2 separate regions of the Homo sapiens genome follow, and region 2 is linked to region 1. The links are chromatin contacts, found by Hi-C or POLR2A ChIA-PET in ENCODE. All regions are on one chromosome and are shown on one strand. Each heading gives the region's core, a stretch centred on a gene start or an enhancer-like site at or near the end of the contact. The rest is flanking DNA. Distances are from core to core; before and after follow the strand shown. Region 1 overlaps CRYBB1 (crystallin beta B1). Region 2 overlaps MIATNB (MIAT neighbor).

Region 1 (7,569 bases), core at 2,815-5,314:
TACACTTATGACACATCTCCATTTAGCCAAAATTCAAGTGTCCAATGGCCACATATGGCTACTGCCTATTATGTTGAATAGCAAGCTTCTAGAAGCTACTGGAAATGCCCTGGTTGATCACTCTTCCAAACAAACCCCTTAACATAGGTTGGCATATAAGAACCATTCAATGATTGAGAGAGACATCTGTGAATTCTTACAGAGAGTGCATCATGAAGGCAAATAATTCAGTCTTACATTCTGCGAAAAGTGTTGGGAATGATCTGTTTGAATAATCCATTAAGATAAATTTGGTGATGTCAAAACAGCTGGTGGTTGGCACTTGATAGCCTCAAATGCACATTCATGAAAATTCTTATAAATGTTCCCATCATGGAAGACAAAAGTCGGTTACCATCAGCAACTAACATTGGTGAGTAAGATGTAGCTGGTTCATGACTCATCATCAACTTAATTCTGGAAAAAACTGTGAATCACTTGGAGATATCGCCACCATTTTGACCTTGAATCTTCTGGAAGTTGACTTAGTTAAATATTATAAGAAACTAATTCAGTATATTGTCTTATTATTAAGAGGTTCAAGCTGCGTTTCTACAGTATCCCTCTCCTTTTTTTTTTTTTTTTTTTTTGAGATGGAGTCTGGCACCGTCACCCCGGCTGGAGTGCAATGGCATGATCTCGGCTCACTGCAACCTCTGGCTCCCGGGTTCAAGTAATTCTCCTGCCTCAGCCTTGCTAGTAGCTGGGATTACAGGCATGCGCCACCACGCCCGGCTAATTTTTGTATTTTTAGTAAAGACGGGGTTTCGTCATGTTGATCAGGCTGGTCTTGAACTCCTGACCTTGGGTAACCACCCACCTCAGCCTCCCAAAGTGCTGGGATTACAGGCATGGGCCACCATGCCCGGCTACAATATCCCTCTTCTTAGCCATTGCATGATCTGCAACCAGCATGTTTGGTGTTTCGAATGGGCACTGAAATTTGAAAAGTTTTCCCAGGCCTGGCATGGTGGCTCACGGCTGTAATCCTAGCACTTTAGGAGGCCCAGGCGGGAGGATCACTTGAGGCCAGGAGTTCAAGGCTGCAGTGAGCTATGATCACACTACTGTACACCAGGCTGGGGGACACAGCAAAACCCCATCTTTGGGAAAAAAAAAAAAAAAAAAAGCTCCCAGTAAGGTCTAAATGTGCAGCCAGGGATATCAAGAGAATCAAGGAAGATGCTGAAGTTTTTAGCTCTAACTTGGAAGCTTTTGTGCTTATCATTTGCCCAGGGTTCCTAGCTGGGTATGTAGTGAGTGTGTTAAGGACACTGATGAATTGATGAGCTCAAGAATCCACGGTCCTTTGACAACTCGGAGGCTGCCACGCCTCCCTACCCACCATCATCTCCTTCTTGCCCTTGTCAGATCTCAGACTTACACCTGCCCTGCCCCGCCTGGCTGATTCTCCAGCCCCAGCCGGAGAGCCACTCACCATTTTGATGGGCCGGAAGGACATGAGCCGATCACTGCGGTAGCTGCTCGACCATGTGTTCCAGCGAGGGTACTCGCCCTTCTCCAGGATGAACATCTCCCCGCGGAAGTTGGACTGCTCAAAGGCGACCCAGCTGGATACAAGAAGGACCATGAGGCAGACAGGAGACATATGGTTAGTAGAAGCCCCCACTCCCTACTTGCCTTTCTCTCTCCCCTGGCAAGGCAGCCCTGAGGACAGTAGGAAAGTCCAAAGGGGGCTGAACATGTCTGGGTTTGATTTTAGGCTCTGACACTTACAGGCTGTGTGACTATGGGCAAGTGACTTTACCTCTCTGAGCCTTTGTTTCTCATCTACACTCATATGCCTGTTTCCTTGGAGTTGGTGAAGGATTAAGTGAGATAAATGTGTGTGATTATCTGAGCACACTGTTTCTCTAGATGTAAGGTTCATACATGCTTCAAGTACTATCAGGACTTGGAGCCAAGGAACACATAGACATTTGAAACTTGACGCCAGCTAGGAGAAAGGCTCGTTTGATGTTAATGTGCCTTTAACACTTACTAATCTCTCCTTTTTTTCTTTTGTAACAAAGAGAGAAAAGACCACTAGCCCAGAACCTCCAGCAGACAATGGTGTAATAGCAACATAATAATACCACTTTTGTGTTTATTGTTAATTTTGTATGGATACCTTTTACTTATAGGAAATAATACTAGCCTTCCATTTGTAAAAAGTGGTGTCAGGGTTCTTTTAAAATGTGTTTATTTGTGGTTAGCAGGATCATTTTAAATGAAATATATTAAATGAACGACAGTCTCGGAGGTACAGGGGTAAGGGAAAAATTGATACAGGTGTTTGCATCCTTGCTGGGTAAATACTGGCCTGGTATTCGGGAGATACTCAGTAACTAGTATGAGGCAATGGGAAGGGAATGATGGTAATATCTACCCTCAGATACCTATGGTAATATAATGTGATAGCGCTTATGAAGATGCTAGGTTCCTTACATGGACTAATTAGAAGTTTGAAATTAGATGGAAGATTTTCCTGGCTTTCCCAGTGAAGATTGATTAAGGACAAGAAGTGAGCTTGTGTTACAGGGACCAGGGATTGTGGCAGTGCAGGTGGGGTAGATAAGACAATCCCCATTCCGTAGATGAGAAAGCTGAGACTAAGGAACTCCTTGACCTTTGCTCCCCGTGTGTTCAAGAGTTCTTAGGAAAAAAGAGACGGATGAGGGGACACTGACACTAGCATCTTCTCCCAGGGGGCTGCTGGGACCCTGCTCTCCCCAGAAGGAGACAAGGATGATGGGCTATCACCATGGGCTGAGACAGAATGCATCACAGGAGCCTCAGGTCTTTGTCTGAGAGATGAGTTAACCACACTGGAGTAAATTAAAGATATGTTTGTCTTCCCAGAATAGAGTTGCATTTGCCTCAGCCCTGTCTGGTCTGGAGTAGAAGAGAAATAAATGGGAGAATAGATGGATGGATGGACAGATGAATGGGTGGATGGATGGGTGGATGAAAGGATGGTTGAATAGATGGATAGGTGGATGGGTAGATGGACAGATGAATGGATGCATGGATAAAGGGATGGATGAAGGGATGGTTGAATTGATGGATAGCTAGATGGGTAGATGGATGGGTGGGTAGATGGATAGATTTATAGATGGATGGGTGGGTGATGGAGAACACATGGTGGGTACGTGTGTATAAATGGAGAATGGATGTATGTATGGATAGATCAATAGACGAATGGGTAGATGCATGGGTAAGTAGATGGATGATGAATAAATGGGTGGATAGACGCATGGGTGAATAAGAAGGGAGCCTTGGAAGGTGGTTTCATGTAGGAGTTAAGAGGACAGACCCTGGAAACAGACAGACCTGAATTCTAATCCAAGCTTTGCCATTTGCTGCATGCATTTGGGCAGCACTTACACCTGCTAAGCTTTAGTAACAGAGAAGAAATGATACATCTACTTTGTTGCATCTACCTTGTTGGGAGATTATGAGGGCCTAAAAGAGGGAATGCATGGAACAGATACAGCACAGAGTAAGCCTCCAAATTAATACTGTTCCTGATTAAAGGGAGAAGGAAACTGGAGGTCTAGGCTTCTGGAAAAACAGACACTGATGTGGTCTTGCCACCATGCCCAAGTCCCCCTAAAATCTCCCCTATCTTCTTCAGCAGGACCAGTGAGGATCTAAATTTTAAATGTTTATATCTATGCCTTTTCTTATCTCCCATGGCTCATTTCAACCCGCAAGCAGGGAGAGAGGGTAGGGCAGGAATTTTAATTTATAAGATATGGAAACTGAGGCTAAGAGGGGTTAAGTCCCCAGCCTAAGGTCACATGATGGTGTTGGGTGTCAGGCTGCAGTCTCCTGGGTTTCAGGCAGGCAGGCCTCCTCACTTTCCCCATGCCTACCTCACCCTCTTCATTCTTTTTTTCCCATGGCCCTGCCAGCGCCCACACAGACCCAGGCCCCCGGACCACAGGCCCGTTTCCATGCCCATCAGGCACGGCTCCAAGGCACACGTCAGACACCAGCTGCATCTTTGTTTGAGGAGAAATACTCTGGGTTTGAGTCACTGGTACCAAAAAAAGCCTGAAAACCCATGCTGGCCACATCCGGTAGCTTCTGCTTCCAGCTGGGTTTTGGGGCTGAGGGTGGAGCTGAGGCTGCGTTGACCACACTGAGGGTGCAGGAGGTAGAAATGGTCCCGGGTAGCCTCCAGGATAAGTTGGCTAAATTCACCGGGCAGGGAGGTGGGTACGTGACCATCAGAGTCACCTGCCATGTTTGGGTGCCCACAAGGTAACAGGCCCATGCTGTATGATCTCCCTCAGACCTCAGCATAATCCTGTGAGGAGTGGTGAGGGCCATCCTTCTCCCCATTTCAAAGATGGGGAAACTGAGGCTTGCACACTGAACAAGGCAAACAGGGGAAGTCAGGACTCAAACCCAGGCTTGTCTGACCTCAAAGCTCATCTCGGAATGGGCTCAGAATACAGGATGACTGGAACCCTTGCAGGCTTTCAAAGTGGGGGAGACAAGAGCAAACGAGCTGCGTGGATCTTGTCCTGGGGCTGCCCCTCCACCCTGACCTCAGCACACACAGGCTGGACATAGGGCAACCACTCTGCCCAAGGATGACTATCCCTGTTTTATATGGGAGTCACTAAGGCCCAGAGACACCCACAGAGACAGGAACAGGCAGTGAAGCATGGTGATTAAGAGCTTTAGGAATGAACTCAATCAACCTGAGTTGAATCCTGGCTGTGCCACTTACCAATAGGTGACCTTGGGTAAGAGACTCACCCCCTCTGAGCCTCAGTCTTTCCATCTGTCAAGTGGGCATAAGAATAGCCTCTGCCTCCTACAGCACTGTGAATCATCTAGGTGTGGTCCCGAGTCAGTGCCTGGCACCTGGTGGGTGTGCCACAGATGCTTATCATTACTCCCAGGCAGCTGGACGCCCAGGAGAGGGGACAGCGAGTGGACACTTCACTCTTTGACCTCTCTCAGCCCTCGGTAATGGGCTAGAGTTTGTTTTTTTTTTTTTTGTTTTTTTTTTTTTTTTGAGACGGAGTCTCGCTCTGTCGCCCAGGCCGGACTGCAGACTGCAGTGGCGCAATCTCGGCTCACTGCAAGCTCCGCTTCCCGGGTTCACGCCATTCTCCTGCCTCAGCCTCCCGAGTAGCTGGGACTACAGGCGCCCGCCACCACGCCCGGCTAATTTTTTGTATTTTTAGTAGAGACGGGGTTTCACCTTGTTAGCCAGGATGGTCTCGATCTCCTGACCTCGTGATCCACCCGCCTCGGCCTCCCAAAGTGCTGGGATTACAGGCGTGAGCCACCGCGCCCGGCCGGGCTAGAGTTTTTGCTATAGTAGAAGCAGCATTTCTCCAGAGCCCAGAACCATGGCTTACTGCCAGTGTGATCTTATGCTAATTGGATCACCTCTCCGAGCCTCAGTTTCCTCATCCGTAAAATGAGATTGAGAACAATTCCTCCCTCTTCAGTTTGATATGAGGATTGGACATAATGTATGTGCCAGGAGTACGAACGGCCGCAGGCACAGAGCAGATGCTGGAGAAATGGCAGCTACTGTTGTGTGGTCATTTTACTGTGGCAGAGAGTGTGCCCCTCCGCCGCCCAGTACTCACGGTCCCGCGGAGACAATGATGCTGCGCACACGGTCGAAGCCACGGTCTGCCAGATTTGAGCACTCCCCCGAGAATTCTGCTCGACGGCCCTGGAAGTTTTCCAGTTCGAAGACCACCAGCTGCAGGAGAGAAGCCCCCATGCCAAGGGCAGAGTGAGGGGGGAGTCAAAAATTCATTAAGTATCTACATAAATAAAAGCCAGCAGTGCAGGAGTCACATAAAAGTGTGATGAGCCACAGTTTGTGAAATGATCCTGTCCTCCCATCCCCCAATTCTTTACTGATTTTTGTTTTTTGTTTGTTTGTTTGTTTTTCTGAGTCTCACTCTGTCGCCCCAGCTGAAGTTCAGTGGCGCAATCATGGCTCACTGCAACCTCCGCCTCCCAGGCTCAAGCGATCCTCCCACCTCAGCCTCCGAGTAGTTGAGATTACAGGCACCCACCACCATGCCTGGCTATTTTTTGTAGAGACAGGATTTTGCCATGTTGCTCAGGCTGGTCTCGAATTCCTGAGCTCAAATGATTGGCCTGCCTTGGCTTCCCAAAGTGTTGGGATTACAGGCATGAGCCATTGCACCTGGCCTCATGCCCTAATTCTGAAGCTAAGATCTGCGCCATCATTAGGAACTTATGAACCTCCCTTTCAGGCCTTTCTTTGTGCTATTCCTCCTGCCTGGAATGCCTTCTCCACCACACATATCCAGCTTGGAGCTCCCACTGCCTAACTGAAGTTCCCTAATACGCATTCCAGCTCGTTATTCTGTTTTAGGCTCAGGTGCCACCTTCTCCAGGAAGCCTTCTCTGATTGCCCCTTCCTCCATCGGCCTTGGTTGAGCATCCCCCACTGTCCTCTCCCCATTAGCAGCACAACTAACCCACCACACAGTCACTGCTGTTTTGCTTTGGGGTCTCCCTCTCTCTCTGCACTCCCTCTCTCCCATTACCCAGCCCCTCCAAAGACCAAGGACTCCTCCAGGGCAGGGCCTGAGGTTGATCAATTTCTGTATCTCCAGCCCCAGCCCCAGTACCTGCCACAGAGCTGATGCTCAGGAGACACTTGCAAATCCAACCCTCCACAACATAGGGGAAAACTTGAGCTAATCTTCTCTCCTCACTAAGCCTCATGTTTGGTTCCTTGTCCACTTGCTGTTCCAAGTTGGGACAACGTTGCCATTCACATGGACCAAGGCACAATTTTCTGCCTTCTTTGAGCCTCAGTTTCCCCAGCTGTAAGAGGAGGGGAGGTTCATATAACCATGACCCAGCACTTCCACTTCTACCTTTGGTTGCCCAAGAGAAACTCCTGTATGTGTGCCCCGGGATGTTGCGGGAAGTCAGGGACCCCAAACGGAGGAACTGGCTGAAGCCATGGCAGAAGAACGTGGATTGTGAAGATTTCATGGACATTTATTAGTTCCCCAAATTAATACTTTTGTAATTTCTTATGCCTGTCTTTACTGCAATCTGTAAACATAAATTGTAAAGATTTCATGGACACTTATCACTTCCCCAATCAATACCCTTGTGCTTTCCTATGCCTGTCTTTACTTTAATCTCTTAATCCTGTCAGCTGAGGAGGATGTATGTCGCCTCAGGACCGTGTGATAATTGCATTAACTGCACAAATTGTACAGCATGTGTGTTTGAGCAATATGAAATGTGGGCACCTTAAAAAAGAACAGGATAACAGCAATTGTTCAGGGAATAAGAGAGATAACCTTAAACTCTGACCGCCAGTGAGCCGGGCAGAACAGAGCCATATTTCTCTTCTTTCAAAAGCAAATGGGAGAAATATCGCTGAATTCTTTTTCTCAGCATGGAACATCCCTGAGAAAGAGAATGCGCACCTGGGGTTAGGTCTCTAAACTGGCCCCCCTGGGCGTGGTCGTCTCTTATGGTCGACGCTGCAGA
Region 2 (7,569 bases), core at 2,156-4,655, 98 kb after region 1:
CCACAATGGTTGAACTAATTTACACTCCCACCAGCAGTGTATAAGCATTCCTTTTTCTCGGCAGCCTCGCTAGCACCTGTTATTTTTTGACTGTTTAATAATAGCTATTCTGACGGGTGTGAGATGGTATCTCACTGTGGTTTTGATTTACATTTCTCTAGTGATCAGTGATGTTAAGCTATTTTTTTCATTTGCTTATTGGCCACATGTATGTCCTCTTTTGAAAAGTGTCTGTTATGTCCTTTGCCCACTTTTTAATGGGGTTGTTTATTTCATGTAAATTAGGTTAAGTTCCTTATAGATGCTGAATATTAGACCTTTGTCAGATGCATAGTTTGCAAAATTTTTCTCCCATCCTGTTGGCTGTCTGTTTACTCTGTTGATAGTTTCTTTTGCTTTGCAGAAGCTCTTTAGCTTAATTAGATCCCATTTGTCAAATTTTGCTTTTGTTTCAATTGCTTTTGGCATTTTTGTCATAAAAACTTTTACCATTCCTATGTCCTGAATGGTATTGCCTAGGTTGTCTTCCAGGGTTTTTATAGTTTTGGGTTTTACATTTAAGTCTTTAATCCATCTTGAGTTAATTGTTACATTATCTTTTATATTCAGTGAAATTCTTAATGTTAAGTACACAGTTATATCAGTTTGATAAAGGCATACACTTGTGCAACCCATATCTCTATTAAGAAACAAGGCATCACCACCACCACAGAAAACTTCATTGTGCCAGGTAATTCCTTCATTCCTAAAAGCAACCACTGATCTGATTTCTATTACCGTGAGTTAGTTTTTATTTTTCAAGAACTTTTTGTAAATGAAATCATACACAGCATGTAGCCTTTCTATTTGTTTTTTTTATCTAGCATAATGCTTCTGAGATTTCTTCATGCTGTAACATATGTTAATTGCTCTTTTTTTTTTTTTTTTTGAGACGGAGTCTCACTCTTTTCCCAGGCTGGAGTGCAGTGGCCCGATCTCGGCTCACTGCAACCTCTGCCTCCTGGGTTCATGCCGTTCTCCTGCCTCAGCCTCCTGAGTAGCTGGAGGAGTAGCTGGAGTAGGTACAGGCACCCGTCACCATGCCCGGCTAATTTTTTGTATTTTTAGTAGAGATGGGGTTTCACCGTGTTAGCCAGGACGGTCTCGATCTCCTGACCTCATGATCCGCCCACCTCAGCCTCCCAAAGTGGTGGGATTACAGGCATGAGCCACAGTGCCCAACTTCCTTTTTTTTTTTTGAGACAGGGTCTCACTTTGTCACCCAGGCTGGAGTTCAGTGGCATGATCTCAGCTCACTGCAGCCTCAACCTCCCTGGCTCAAGCCATTTTCTCACCTCAGCCTCCCAAATAGCTGGGACTACAGGCACAGGCCACCATGTCTGGCTAATTTTTGTATTTTTTTGTAGAGACAGGGTTTCATCATGTTGCCCATGCTAGTCCTGAATTCCTGGGCTCAAGCAATCCTTCTGCCTTGACCTCCCAAAGTGTTGGGACTACAAGCTTGAGCCATCATGCTGGACCACTCATTTCTTTTTTTATTGCTGAATGCTATGAATATACCTCAGTTTATCTGTTCTCCTGCAAATCTGACGTATTTGTAGGTTTTGCCTATAATGAGTAAAACAGCTATGAACATTTTTGCACAAGATTTTTTGAGGATATATTTTCATTTCTTTTAGGTAAATTTCTGAGAGCAAGATTAATGGGTCATATGACAAATTTGTTTAACTTTTTAATAAACTGCTAAAAATTTTCCAAAATGGTTGTACCATTTTGTACTTCCACTCACTATAGATGAGCATTCCAGTTCCTCCTCATCCCTGCCAACGTTCGGTGGTGTCAGTTCCTTCCACTTTAGCCATTCAGCTGTGTGTATAATGGTGAGTGGGAGTTTGATGGATGGGGAAATAAGATGCCTGGAGTGTCAGACAAATCCATTGAGTGTAATACCCAAACAACATTACAGTTACTAAATATGGGTAATTTATTTGACAGTTTCAAGGAACCACAAATCCCCCCTGTGGAGGGCCAACTCTAAACTCATTTCCCACTCCATGCTGGCAGTAGACAACATGTCCCTCATGCTCATGCTCTCAGGGGTAAGCAGGTTCTTTTTTGTTTTGTATTATTTTGGCTTTAAACATTTTTTCTTTCTGCTTCTATTGGACCAGGGGAGTCAGATTATTTACAAAGTGCAGGTAATTTTATGAGAAGTCAAACTCCTTCTGTGCTGAGCCATGACATGCATGCAGAATGAAAAGTCAGCTCCAACAGTGACCAATCCTGCATTCTGATCTTTCTGCGTGACTGAGCCTGCTTTGTGAAAGCTCATTCTCTGGCTTGAAGCCATCTATTGACTCTTGTCACCAGAAGAATAAAATGCATGCTCCACAAAGCCTTGAGTGCCGACCATCATGGACCTCTCCACCTCATCTCCACATGCTTCCTCTCTATGTTCCACTTCTGCTGACTTTGTTAGGTGTCTCAAATGCTCAAGAGCTAACTCCTGTCTCAGGCCTTTGCTGTTTTTCGTTTTTTGTTTCTGGGACAGGGTGTGATTCTGTCACCCAGGCTGGAGTGCACTTGCTGTTTCTTGTGTCTGTAATGTTCTTTTTCCTGCTCTCTCTCTTTTTAATTTTATTTTTGCTATTTACTTATTTATTAGAGACAGGGTCTCACTCTGTCACGTAGGTTGGAATGCAGTGGCGAGATCACAGTTCACTGCAGCCTCAACCTCCTGGGTTCAAATGATCCTCCCACCTTAGCCTCCTGAGTAGCTGGGACCACAGGAATGTGCCACCTGGCTAATTTACATTTTTTTTTTTTTTTGGTAGAGACAGGGTCTTGTCATGTTGTCCAGGCTGGTCTCGAACTCCTGGGCTCAAGCCATCCTTCCACCTCGGTCTTCCAAATGATGGGATTACAGACATGAGTCACTGTGCCCAACCTCTTCCTACTCTTTATGGATGAATTTCTTAACCTTGGGTCTCAGCTTTTCAGCATTTTTCCATCTCATCAGAGATGATCTTTCCTAACCACCAAATTAAAATGATTTATTTAAAGAGCTAGATGTCCAGTCTTTTTATTAAAAATGTGGAATCTATTAGAGTCATAGGCCTTTCCCCCCAATCAGTCTTGAGGAAGAAGAAGAAAGTGTCAGTGACTCCTCTTCTGATTTGACTCTACCGTTCCACACCTATTTCTGTATGGATAACACAGAGATGCTCACTGCAATGATTACCAGGCAGCCCATTGTCAGGTAAGGCAATCAATCAGAATGCCATGACTCTCTTTGAACGTTAGTTTCACAGGACATGAAAATAACGTCTTAAGAATTTCTCAGGACCCCTTTGCTCACAGTGTACTTTCAGTTCCAGTTGCTTAACAATTATAGATATTCACACGCATCTCCATATGGCACTGAAAAATGAGACTGCATGTTCCTAAGAATGTTCTCAATTTCACATCTTATCAAATCGAATTCTTTGAAGCTCATTTTGTGAAGCAGGAAGATATCTGCCCCATGGTGACTACAGGAGAGAGGAACTCTCCTCTTCATCGCCTTTTGAGCCTTCCTCTGTTAATTGTGAAGCCTTTTGCATTGTTAAGGCCAGGCCCTGGAATGTCATTGTTTGATATTATCACAAAAAAGTTGGTTCCTGGAGCTCAATTTTGCTGGCAGAAATGGAGACAGGGATGAACAAAAGCATTTTTAAATGTAATAAAAAGTGAACTAAGGATCACAGGATATGAATCCTGCAAAGAACTTGTACTCTGTAATCAGTTTATTTATTTTTTTGGTTGCTTACAGCCTTCTTTGTTTTTCCCATTACATAGGGGAAATCCATGGGGTCAGGACTATGTATGTCCCTTTTAGGGCTTCTATGCCCAGCACTCAGCATCAAACTTGGCACATAATAGGTGCTTAGCAAGCATTTGTTGAATGAATGAATGGATAGCTGGATGGATGTGTGGATGAATGGGTGGGTGGCTCATTGGTATGCTTCTTAGATGAGGAGTCCATAAAAATTCTTCCCTTAGTCAGAATATTCCTTGTGTCTTCTGTGGGTGGGGAGGGGTCTGTGGTTCTTAGCAAGTTCCAATTTTTTGCCAAAGAAGGCACATTCACACACATGTAACTTCTCAGCTTCTCCAATTTTCCCGTCTCTAGCTCCCACATGACCAAGTCTACCTAGTACAGAGAAAAACATCCCCTAGCACCATGTTGGCTGATGGTGACACCTCAGGGCTCCAGTTTCTACATTCTGTGTCCCAGGATGTTGCAATCACAGCTATGCAGAATCACTTGAAAAGAATCAAGTGACCTCCCCTTTTCATAGCCGGAAGCCTGGAGTTCAAATTTACCCTAGTTTTGCTCCATTTCAAGGTGACCAAGACCCCACTGGGATGCAGACACCATCCAAGTCCCTGTCCTGTCCTGGGTGGGCCCTTTAAAAAACTCTTGGAGGAATCTGACTGCCAGAGTCCAGGCCCATTTAAGGGACAACCACAGACAAAGTGGTTTTAAACAGTATTTATTAGGGGATCCTAGGTAAAGTTGTCAGATTTAGCAAAAACAAAGGAACAAATGAAAACGAAAACCACAAGCTCAGTTAAATTTGAGTTTCAAATAAACATGGAGAATTTTTTCAGCATGAGTATATTCCAAATATTGCATAGGACATAGTCATACTAAATGCTATTCCTTGTTTATCTGAAATTCAAATTTGACTGGGTGTCATGTATTTTAACTGGCAACCCTACCTCCTCCAGCTCTCAGTAGCCACAGCAGAAAGCAAGGAGGCAGCTTTGAGGATGAAGGTCAGGGTCACAACTCCTAGTTACCTATTTTGTATTTTGAAGTTCCTCCCTTGACTTACTTTGTAAAAAGGGCTCCATTGATTTTCTTTTTTTAATTCTTGACCTAAACCTGAAAACCTCAAGTTTGACCTTCACATACAAGAAAGATGCCCCATGCAGTGGGCATTTGTCCAACTTGGGGTGTGGCTTTTCTCTCGTGTGGGTCTCAGGCTAGGTGGTAAGCAGAGAAAAGAGATCATGATGGTGAGGGGGTGGTGTTGGGCATGGTGGCTCACATCTGCAATCACAGCACTTTAGGAGGCTGAGATGGGAGGATCACTTGAGCCCAACCAGGAGTTTGAGACCAGCCTGGGCAACACAGTGAGACCCCATCTCTACAAAAAAAAAAATTATTAGCTGGGCATGGTGCTATGCACCTACAGTCTTAGCTACTAGGAAGGCTGAGGTGGGAGGATCCCTTGAGTCCAGGAGTTTGAGGCTGCAGTGAGCTATGATTAGGCCACTGCACTCCAGCATGGGTAACAGAGTGAGACCTTGTTAAAAAAAAAAAAAAAGTGAGCAAGAAACAAGCAAGCAAGCAAGCAAGAAAGAAAGAAAAAGAAAGAGAAAAAGAAAAGTTCACGGAGATCAAGTACTTGGCATTTCCAGGCACCAACACCCTGAGGCAATCACATCCAGCAGCCTCTCTGGTAAGGTGGGAATGGAAGTTTGAAGAGAGTACTGGAAGAGGAGGAGGTTGGTGCTTTCAGAGGGACTCCAAAGACACAAAGCCAGGGCCTGAGGGTCCCTGAAACTTGGGTTAGAAATACATGTTTTAGGTTGGGTTCCACCAGAAGCAGACCCTGAGACAATTACTTTAGTGCAGGTAATTTACTAGAGGAGATGATCCACAGGAGGGGAGTGGGAAGTTAGCCAGGGAAGAAAAGGACCCAATGCAGGTGTATGAATGAGCAGGTTACATGGTGGGCAATGAGCTCAGTCCTGCTGGGGACCTCTGGGAGGCTGTGTAGGGCATACCTCATACCTTTAGTTGTTTCATCCAAGACGTGAGGGAGCTGAGGTATTTATTCACCACCTCCTGTCAGCCATTGGTTGAGGGCTGGGGGGTGGGGTGAATAGTGAACTGCCCCTGACACTTTCTATATGTCCTGTATGTGAGCTGATCATATCCGGTGGCCAGAGACAGCAGACAGTCACAGGTACTTGCAATAGGAAGCTGTCAGGTCAGTGGTTGCCAAGGGGATGTGGGTGGGATACTGACAGTGCCTGCTGCAGTAGCAGCAGCAGCAATAGTGGTTACTTCTGATCAAGCACCATGTACTATGTTCTCTGCTTGGAGCTTCATGTGCAGTTGTTTAAATTCTCACTGACTCTGGGAGGGAGGGACTAGCATTCTCTTTAGTTTACAGAGAGGTGAAGTCACCTTCCTATGGTCACACAGTTAGGAAAGGAAGCATCTGTTTTGCAAACTCAAGTCGTTTTGACCCCAAAGGCCAGAATCTATCTATGCTTTGCTGAAGCTGTGATTTTTTTTTCAGACTCTCAGGGTAAAGAAGGAAATGAGAAATTGCAAGACAGAGTATTTCTTAGGCAATGGCTGAGAATGGCAACTCACCACATGCCTTTGAATAAGACGTGATTATTATTAACCCATATTCTATCAAAGAAGAAACTGAGGCTCAGAGAGGCAACTTACTTGCCAAAGGTCACTCTGCTGGTAAGTGGCCCAGCTGGACTTGGGCCCCAGGTTTCTTTGGGTTTTAACCACTCTTTTTGACTGCCTCAGTTTCCCCATCTGTCATAGGAGATGGTTGAAAACATGGTATCTGAGTCTCTGGTATAGGTTGAATTGTGTCCCACAAAAGAGATGGTGAAGTTCTAATCCCCGGTATCTCAGAATGCGATATTATTTGGAAACAGGGTAATTGCAGATATAATTAGATAAGAAGGGGGCGTACTGGCGTAGGGTGGACCCTTAATCCAATATGACTGGTGTCTTCATAAGAAGAAGGAAGATAACGTGAAGACAGACACACAGGGGGAAGGTCACATGATGACGGAGGCAGAGATTAGAGAGATGCAGCTGCAAGCTAAGGAGTGCTGAAGATTGACGGCCACTACCGGAAGCTGGAAGAGGCAAGGGAGAATTCTCCCATACAGGCTTCAGAGGGAGCATGGCCCTCCTGCACCTGGAGCTTAGACTCTGAGCCTCCAGAACTATGAGAGAATACATTTCTGTGTTTTAAGGCTTCCAGTTTGGGGTACTTTTTGTTTGTTTGTTTTGAGATAGGGTCTCGCTCTGTTGCCCATGCTGGAATGCAGTGGTGCAATCACGGCTCATTGCAGCCTTGACTCCTGGGCTCAAGCAATCCTCCCACTTCAGCCTCCCGAGTAGCTGGGACTACAGGAACATGCCATTGGCCTGGGTAATTTTTGTATTATCATTATTATTATTTTGTAGAGAAGGTTTTTCACTATGTTGCCCAGGCTTGTATTGAGCTCCTGAGCTCAAGCGACCTTTTCTGCCTCAGCCTCCCAAAGTGTTGGGATTACAGGTGTAAGCCATTATGACTGGTCCGGGGCATTTATTATTATGGTGACCCGAGGAACCTAATGGAGTCTCCTTCGAGCACCACGATGAACATAGAGTGACTGCCGTTCCCCACTCTGCTCACCCCAAGAAGCACAGTCGAGGGACCCTGTTGTGTGGATTTCTCATGGGTGATAAAGAGAAACCATATCATTATA

What was found. A loop is a pair of places that touch in the nucleus more often than their neighbours do. ChIA-PET counts read pairs that join two places held with the same protein, here RNA polymerase II (POLR2A). Pooled maps may share reads with other maps.
Region 2: a map with no recorded cell type shows a loop between it and region 1 (6-fold over the local background). The contact joins two enhancer-like sites. A Hi-C loop is called at or near these places in 3 of 37 single-sample maps with no recorded cell type and 2 of 50 pooled maps. POLR2A ChIA-PET finds 5 or more read pairs at or near these places in 1 of 52 experiments (GM12878).

The regions. Positions count from the first base shown.
Region 1 is chr22:26,606,412-26,613,980 of GRCh38, forward strand. CRYBB1 (crystallin beta B1) reads right to left here. Exons shown (of 6, transcript NM_001887.4): 3 at 5,661-5,779; 4 at 1,478-1,610. It also overlaps a transcript of CRYBA4 not described here. Among named protein-coding and RNA genes, the nearest start is that of CRYBB1, 7.8 kb to the right of the region's middle. RefSeq lists enhancers at 987-1,629, 3,869-4,248, 7,281-7,569 and a silencer at 4,859-4,928. Within about 2 kb of position 4,065, at least 5 of the 41 ENCODE cell types and tissues checked have a DNase peak (open chromatin) inside an H3K27ac peak, as active enhancers do; they include GM12878, where a contact is called at or near this core.
Region 2 is chr22:26,705,471-26,713,039 of GRCh38, forward strand. The region is part of intron 1 of MIATNB (MIAT neighbor); the gene reads left to right. Among named protein-coding and RNA genes, the nearest start is that of MIATNB, 36 kb to the left of the region's middle. RefSeq lists enhancers at 3,303-3,352, 3,373-3,472. Within about 2 kb of position 3,406, at least 2 of the 41 ENCODE cell types and tissues checked have a DNase peak (open chromatin) inside an H3K27ac peak, as active enhancers do; they include GM12878, where a contact is called at or near this core.